2 separate regions of the Homo sapiens genome follow, and region 2 is linked to region 1. Evidence: chromatin contacts called from ENCODE Hi-C data. All regions are on one chromosome and are shown on one strand. Each heading gives the region's core, a stretch centred on a gene start or an enhancer-like site at or near the end of the contact. The rest is flanking DNA. Distances are from core to core; before and after follow the strand shown.

What was found. A loop is a pair of places that touch in the nucleus more often than their neighbours do. Pooled maps may share reads with other maps.
Region 2: a pooled map of psoas muscle shows a loop between it and region 1 (2.7-fold over the local background). The contact joins two enhancer-like sites. A Hi-C loop is called at or near these places in 1 of 50 pooled maps.

Annotation. Positions count from the first base shown.
Region 1 is chr1:11,747,225-11,750,808 of GRCh38, forward strand. It overlaps AGTRAP (angiotensin II receptor associated protein), which reads left to right. Exons shown (of 5, transcript NM_020350.5): 3 at 216-321; 4 at 1,191-1,386; 5 at 2,853-3,545. The coding sequence ends at 2,968. Among named protein-coding and RNA genes, the nearest start is that of AGTRAP, 13 kb to the left of the region's middle. RefSeq lists enhancers at 961-1,637, 1,638-2,314. Within about 2 kb of position 2,132, at least 3 of the 41 ENCODE cell types and tissues checked have a DNase peak (open chromatin) inside an H3K27ac peak, as active enhancers do.
Region 2 is chr1:12,178,935-12,182,575 of GRCh38, forward strand. The region is part of intron 1 of TNFRSF1B (TNF receptor superfamily member 1B); the gene reads left to right. It overlaps LOC124903844 (a long non-coding RNA gene), which reads left to right. Exons shown (of 2, transcript XR_007065466.1): 2 at 1,019-1,375. Among named protein-coding and RNA genes, the nearest start is that of MIR4632, 11 kb to the right of the region's middle. RefSeq lists an enhancer at 1-933. Within about 2 kb of position 1,542, at least 24 of the 41 ENCODE cell types and tissues checked have a DNase peak (open chromatin) inside an H3K27ac peak, as active enhancers do.

The sequences.
Region 1 (3,584 bases), core at 882-3,381:
TCTGCCAGGAGAGGGAGGTGCTTTGGATCTACAGGGACACAGCCAGATCCAGGGTCTGGGTGGGAGGCGGAGCCCATGGGATTTGCTGGCACACAGCCGGGTGGCCTCGAAGACTATGGCATGTTCTGGGAGGAGGCCCTGAGACGCCGGAGCAGGAGGGAGGTGACCTGCGGGGTGGTGGCCTCCTGACGGGACTGAGCTACCTCTTCCTACAGGGGCTGCATTGTATTCTCAGGCTCCTATGCCTGGGCCAACTTCACCATCCTGGCCTTGGGCGTGTGGGCTGTGGCTCAGCGGGACTCCATCGACGCCATAAGCATGGTGAGCCAGGGTGGGGGAGAGGCGGCAAGGCGGGGAGCCGCAGCACAGGGCAAGACATAGCCTGGCTCTGCTACCCCGTCCCATCCCAATCTTCCCCCTCTTCCTTGGGCCACCACTTCCCATTGTCTAAAGCCTGTTCATCAGCCTCCTGGGCTCCGGCCCATGCCTGTGTTCAGGAGCCCAGCCTGCTGCTCTTCTTGTCTGGCTTAGAGAACCCCAAGTCTGCCATTATCTCCCTGAGGAAAGCCATGGGGTGGGTCCCACCAGTGCCTCGGATTAGCCACTTCGCAAGAGCAGTGGAACATCCCCTGTAACCTCCCTCTGCGGCTCTCTTTTAGGGGAGGGGATATGGCTGGGAGACCCGGCCAAGAGGGCATTTCACTACTTTAGGAAGTAGAGGTGACCCTGCCCCACCGAAACCTCCCACAGGGGGAGCTTCTCAGCACCCACGGAGCCCCGTGGGGCAGTGAGCACTCCCGCACGGGCTCTTCAAGCCGAGGCCAGGGCCTCAGGATGACTGAGAAGAGATTTTCTTTGTGTTGGAGAAGGACTGGGTGAACTCCAAGGAACCTTCCTCTATGGAGGTTCTAGAGCCAAGTCTTGTGCCCATCATGGCCTTGGAGATGACGGGAAATGGGTGGGGAGGGAGGCTCTGGTGGAACCGAGACCTGGGCCCCCGGCATCCCTGCCCCCAGACTGCAGTCTCAGCCAGCGGCTCCCCAGCGGGGCCCTGCCTGCTTGCTTGATCCATTTTCCCGCAAGCCCCAAGGACACAGCAGGGCATGAAACGGCTTCCCATCCGGTGTGTGGCGGGGGAGCCACGGAGCGTGGTGGGGGTGTTGTGCTCATCAGTGTGGTGTGTCTTGCAGTTTCTGGGTGGCTTGCTGGCCACCATCTTCCTGGACATCGTGCACATCAGCATCTTCTACCCGCGGGTCAGCCTCACGGACACGGGCCGCTTTGGCGTGGGCATGGCCATCCTCAGCTTGCTGCTCAAGCCGCTCTCCTGCTGCTTCGTCTACCACATGTACCGGGAGCGCGGGGGTGAGCTCCTGGTCCACACTGGTGAGGCCACCACCTCCAGCCAGCTCCTCACCGCTCCCTTCTCTCCCTTGCCTGGCCTCCAGCCTCTCCCTCAGTGAGCCAGCCTTGCCCCATGGGGCCAGGGCTCAAGGTGCAGGGAGAGCGTGGCATGGGCGCTCTGTACTAGGCTGGACAGGTCCAAGCTCCTAGTCTCTGCTGCAGGAGCCCAGGGGTCCCCTGGTTGTCCTGGTCTGCCGTGACCTTCTTCTGCTGTGAAGCTGAGGCTGGGCCCTTCTCTCAGCCCAGAACACAGGCACAGCTGGGGGTACCATTTAGTTCCCAGGGGCAGCCCTGGGCTGTCTCCATCCTGAGGGCCACGGGCACCTACAGGTCTCCTCTCTGTTCTCACCGGGGCCCATCACTGGAACCCCATTTCCTGCCACATGGGGTCTTCCCTCTCCTGCTGCAGAGACTGCTAGGTGGCCAGGGCAGAGCCCGTGCCAGTGTAGGCTGTGGGAGCCTCAGTGAAGACAGCCCTGAACAGGGGGCACTTTCCCTGCCCACCGGCCCCTCCCCACTCACCCAGCCTTACACCTGCCCTCTCCCACGCCCTCTCTGAACTCCTGTACTCCTTCTCCTGGTGGCCGAGCCATTTGCCTGCTCTCTGACACCTCTCTCTCTCTTCCTTTCTCTCTCTCTTTGAGAGGAGTGGAGGGAGGTGGTAGGGTGTGGCCTTCTGCCTTTCACTCCTGAGATGAGATGCCCCACGTGGCCTGTGACTGCCACCAGCTGGTTGAGGGTGGGAATGGCCTGGGGCTGCCCACAGTGGCTGACCTCAGCACTGCCTGGGCCTGCCCCCAGGTGAGGGGTGCCAGAATGTTTCTCCCATTGGACAGATGAGGAAACTGAGGCCCACATCCTTTGGGACTTGTTCAGGGTCCCGGGATGAATGTACAGAGTAGGGGATGGGAGTGAGGCATGTGGCGTACTCGGAGCCCTACGGCCCTGCCTTGGACCCAGCCCCAGCCTCCGAGGCCATCTGGATATGGTAATGTGGTGTCCTTGTACCTGGGAGGGGAGCTGGAGAGGAGTGCGTGGGCCCGGGGCTGATGTCCCTCTGCCCAGGTTCCTAAGCACGTGCTGCCTGGGGAAGCCCATGGCACAGGGGCCAGGAGCCTGGCTTTGGACTCGGCTGCCTAGGCGTGGGTCCCAGCATCATCAGCTTTGAGCTGTGTGATCTCGGGCAAGTCACTTCATCCCTTTGACCCACAGTCTCCTCATCTGTAAAGTGGGGACAATAAAAATACCCGTCGCACAGGGATACGGCAGGATTGAATGAATAATACACGCTAAAGGTTTAGGGCCTGGGGCTGCTGCCTCTGTCTCTGTGCATGGTGTCAGGATGCCCAGCCCGAGGGTGGCGGGGGTGGATCTTGGGTTGGACTCAGCTGAACATCCCGAGTTCTCACCCTTCATTTTTCTTTCCCACCATGTCCCCTGTCACCTAGGTTTCCTTGGGTCTTCTCAGGACCGTAGTGCCTACCAGACGATTGACTCAGCAGAGGCGCCCGCAGATCCCTTTGCAGTCCCAGAGGGCAGGAGTCAAGATGCCCGAGGGTACTGAAGCCAGCCACGCTGCGCCCGGCCCTGCCCCGGGCCTTCCTCGTGCCTGGGAGGTCGTTCTAGGGATGCTCCTGACCTCCGTCTCTTGGACCTAAGATGGAATGTGTCCCCAGCTCAGGGATTGCCTGAACCAAGAGGCCAGGAGCCCCCATGGGCCGCCCAGTACCATGCACACTCCTGTCCCGAACTCCCTGAGGCCTCCCCTCCCTTCAGGGCACCCACTGGTTCCCAGGCTGGAACCAGGGTCTCTCTTTACCTCCTACCCCATGGTGGCACCACAGAGGCCCTCAGCCGAGTCCTGCCTGAGTGTTGCAAGCTCAGGCCTTTAAGGACTGCTGATGCCCCCTCAGGCCTCCCCCAAGTTTGCTGGGCTTTGGTGGAAGCCCTGAGAGCTTCAGGTCCTGCTCAGCCCGAGGAGCAGTCTGGCATGGGAGTGAGGCCCCGTCCTTCTCACTGCCTGGTCACATGGTGCCTAGGGATGCAGGGCTGGAGGCCAGAGGTGTCAGCAACACTGTGTCCCACCACAACCTCCAGCCTCCCTTTTCAGAGCACAGCATTAAAGTTTGGGGAATTCTGTAGATGGGCTGTGTTTTGAACCACCTTCAATCTCCTGGCTG
Region 2 (3,641 bases), core at 292-2,791, 430 kb after region 1:
AAGGAGCCTGCAGCTGGCAGGAGATGCTGAGGGCAGCGAGGAGGAGGGGTCGTGGGAGATGGAGCAGGCGACATCAGCAGGCCCCTTGGAGGGTGACGGTGGGAGAGGCTGGGGCGTCTCTCATTAGACTCAGGGTTCCTTGCAGGCAGGGACCATGCCCGGCGTCTTTGTACCCTGGCATTTAGCACAAAGCCTGGCTCCAAGAACCGGATACCAGCCCAGTCTTCCTGTCTGCCCCCAGCTCATTTCTAAAGCAACATCACAGGCAGCGAGTCGGGAGTGGGATGTGTCACCCCCGGGTTGCCTGCCTGTGATGTGGTCAGTCCTTCCTAACGCAGATGCCATTCCTCTCCGTGACGGCAGACGGGCCTCCGCTGTCACTGGCCCTGGCGTTGCTGTGACGACCTGGCCTGATGTAGCTGCACCCTGCAGTCCATGGGGCTCCTGTGAACCCCCAAGGTTGAGACCCAAATGCCTCTGCTGCCTCCCACCACGCCCTAGGGGCCCCGCGACCCGCCATGCAAATGACGTGGTTTCCGCATTGCTTGAAGAGGGTTTCCTCTGTGTGGGGGTCCCTGGGTCCTTGGGCAGATACCTCTGCCCCTCCCCACAGCTTTGGCCCCTGCCCTAAGACCCTGGAGACCCTTTTGCCTGGGAGAGTCACTGAACCACCTGCCCCTGCTCACAGTGTGTTCACAGAAGAGTCACTCCCCTCTGTGGGCTCCTTGTCTGTAAAATGAGGGAGCAGGACAAGATCACAGGGTACAAAACTGTCAGAGGGCACAGAGGCTGATGTTGCTGCCATCAGCTCCTGGAGTGCCGCTCACTGGCTGCATGACCTTGGACAATTTGCACGAAATCTCCCAAGCCTCAATGTCTGCATCTGTAAAATGGATCATCCTGACCTCATTGCGTTAGTGCTAGGATAAAATAAAGAGAAGGTATATGAACGTGCCCAGCACTGTGCCTGCACACAGTAGGTACTTTTCCTGGATCTGAACAGTCTCTGTTCTTCCAGCTCTGTGTAAAGGCTTGATCTCGACCCCTAAAGCCTGAAGCTTCTCCCTGTGGCCACCTCCCCACCGCATCATCTTCCGTTCTCAGCGGGTAGATCCCTGCCCAGGGGGGACCCCCTGGGGAAGGCTGGGAGCATGACCTCTTCCCAAGGGTACGGCATCTAAAAGGGATCTCCGGAACATTGAAAAGCCATGAAGGCCGGGCACAGCGGCTCACGCCTGTAATCCCAGCACTTTGGGAGGCTGAGGGAGGAGGATCGCTTAAGGCCAGGAGTTCAAGACCAGTCTGGACAACATAGCAAGACCCGGTCTCTTTCTATAAATGAAAAAATAATAATAAAGCCATGAAGATCCCCAAAGAAGGCTGTGCTAATGGCGGCCGGAAGAGCAGAGGGCACCACAGATGCCGTGCTTTCAGCTTTTTCCTTCTCCTCCAGGCCTCCCTTCTTTCCTTCCTCTCTCGCTATTTATAAATAAGAGAAGGCATTGAGGGCCCCCACCTCGGGTACTTGCAGGGCCTTGGCCTGGGAACAGGACAAGCAGCAAGTCAGTTGACCCGGGGTTGCTCAATTCCCCAAGAGCTGACGCAAACTCCAGAATCAGACCTGCCCTGGCCACCTGGCCCTGCCCCTTACCAGCTAAGGGCTCCAGCAGAGTCCTAGTCTTGAGCGAATCTTATACCTGCAGCCCTGTCCACCAGCTGTGCTTCCTGAGTCCTCCAGGGTGAGGGGGCGTGGGGTCAGAAGAGAGGGGACGGTGTGCAGGGAGGGTGGAACCTGACTGACCGGGTCAGCCTTACTCTTCCAGCGGGGTCTTTTCTTCCTGGAGCTCGGCCCTCGGCAGCTCTCAGAAGCTCACCTTCTTGCAGGCTCTCACAGCCGCATCGTCCTCTGGCTGGGCTGCTCACAGACCCCGGCCCCTGGGTTTTGTCCACTCACCCAGACTCTGTTTTGGGGTCACATTACCCTTCCAGTGTTCCTCTGAGCAAAGTCCCTGTGAGTTAGCCCAAGGTCCCTGTCAAGGAGGACCACATCTGGCCTGTTGCACTCTTCTCCTTTGCCCCACCGAAGCCTCTGTCACACTGTCACAGCAGCGGGCCTGCCATGGTCTCCCCATGTAAGGCTTCCTGAGGAACGGGCCTGGTGCCAGCCTGGGGGTGAACTGCCAGCCCCAGGAGTCACAGGTCAGCTTCCCCACACTTACCCTGGAGGCAGGATGGAGGCCCCCTCCTTTGCAAGGCCCACACGGGCCATCTAACACCCCACTAAAGCCGGGCAGTTCGCTGCCCTGGGGTGTGTTCTCGCCTTGCCAGTTCTTGGCTAAAACCAAGGCAGGAAGAGCCCAGTTCCCATGTTCTGTAACATGGGTCTATGACCAGGGCCTTTGCAGGCCCCTTGCAGCGCCCCCATGGAGCCCCCAGGAGTCTGGGAGAAGATGATGAACCCAAGTGAGGACCTCCCCAGGGGCCTTTGCTCCTCACAAGAACCCCTGGAGGAGACAGGGCAAGGAGTACCACTCCCATTTTACAGGTGACAATGCCGAGGCTCAGAGAAAGTCCATGACACCCCCAAATCCCCCGGACCCACTACCCTGACCTCCTGGCGGTGCACAGAGCATGCCACGCACCTCTCCATATGCACATAGACCCTCTAACCTAAGTCAGCGCCCCTTCTACAAGGCCGGTGTCCAGCACACCTGGGAAAGGGGACATTTCTGGCCCTTTCCTCTCAGAAGTCGCCTGCTCGAGCTGCCCTCCCTGGGGGGAAGGGGATGGGGGCAGAAGCTGAGCATGGAAGCCCCTGCTAATCCACCCTCTGCTCTCTCCAGAGGCCCAGGACCAGCCCAACTCTGCCCCACATCCCAGCCCCCACCTCCCAGCTCGTGCTGTTTCTCCACCTCTCATGTGGATGGGCCACACACCACCCAGCACCCCTGAGGTCTGGTGAGGGACTGAGCCTTCGACACCCATCCTTAAGAACCCAGGGCTGGTCCTTTTGCTTAGAGCATCAACCAGGCCCACACTCTCATTTTACAGGCAGAGAAACTGAGGCACAGAGAACCTGGTTACTGCCCACAGCAGAGGAGACACTTGAGTGAGGACACAGAGGATCTTTGGGGTAGGGGCGGGCCTTGGGGTTGAGACCCAGTCTTCCTGGCCAGGGAGGAAACACAGGACTGGAGGTGAGGAGGCCTCTTTGAGGCTAGTTTCTTCATCTGTAACTTGGGAATAACAATAGGACTGGCCTCAGGGGGACCAGGGGAGGATTCAGAGAGGCTATGATGCTGGGACAGCTCTTCGTGATGACTGGCATGAAGCAGGCTTCTAGTAGATGCTCTACTGCTGCTTTCGTTCTCACCCTCACCCACCCGCTCTGGGCCCACTGCCCTGACCTCCTGACCAAGCACTGAGTGTGCCAAGGGCATCTCCCTGTCTCCCCGGCCCCGCACCTTGTGTCACCCTTTTCCTTAGCTCTTACCACCACCTTGAATTCTCTATTGAACGTGCATGTGTCTCCCCAGCTAAGATGACAACTTCCCGGGGGCAGGGATTTGATTTGTTCAATGCTACTGTTTACCCAGCACCTACAACACTGGGTGCTCAGCACGTCTGTTGAATGAATGAAT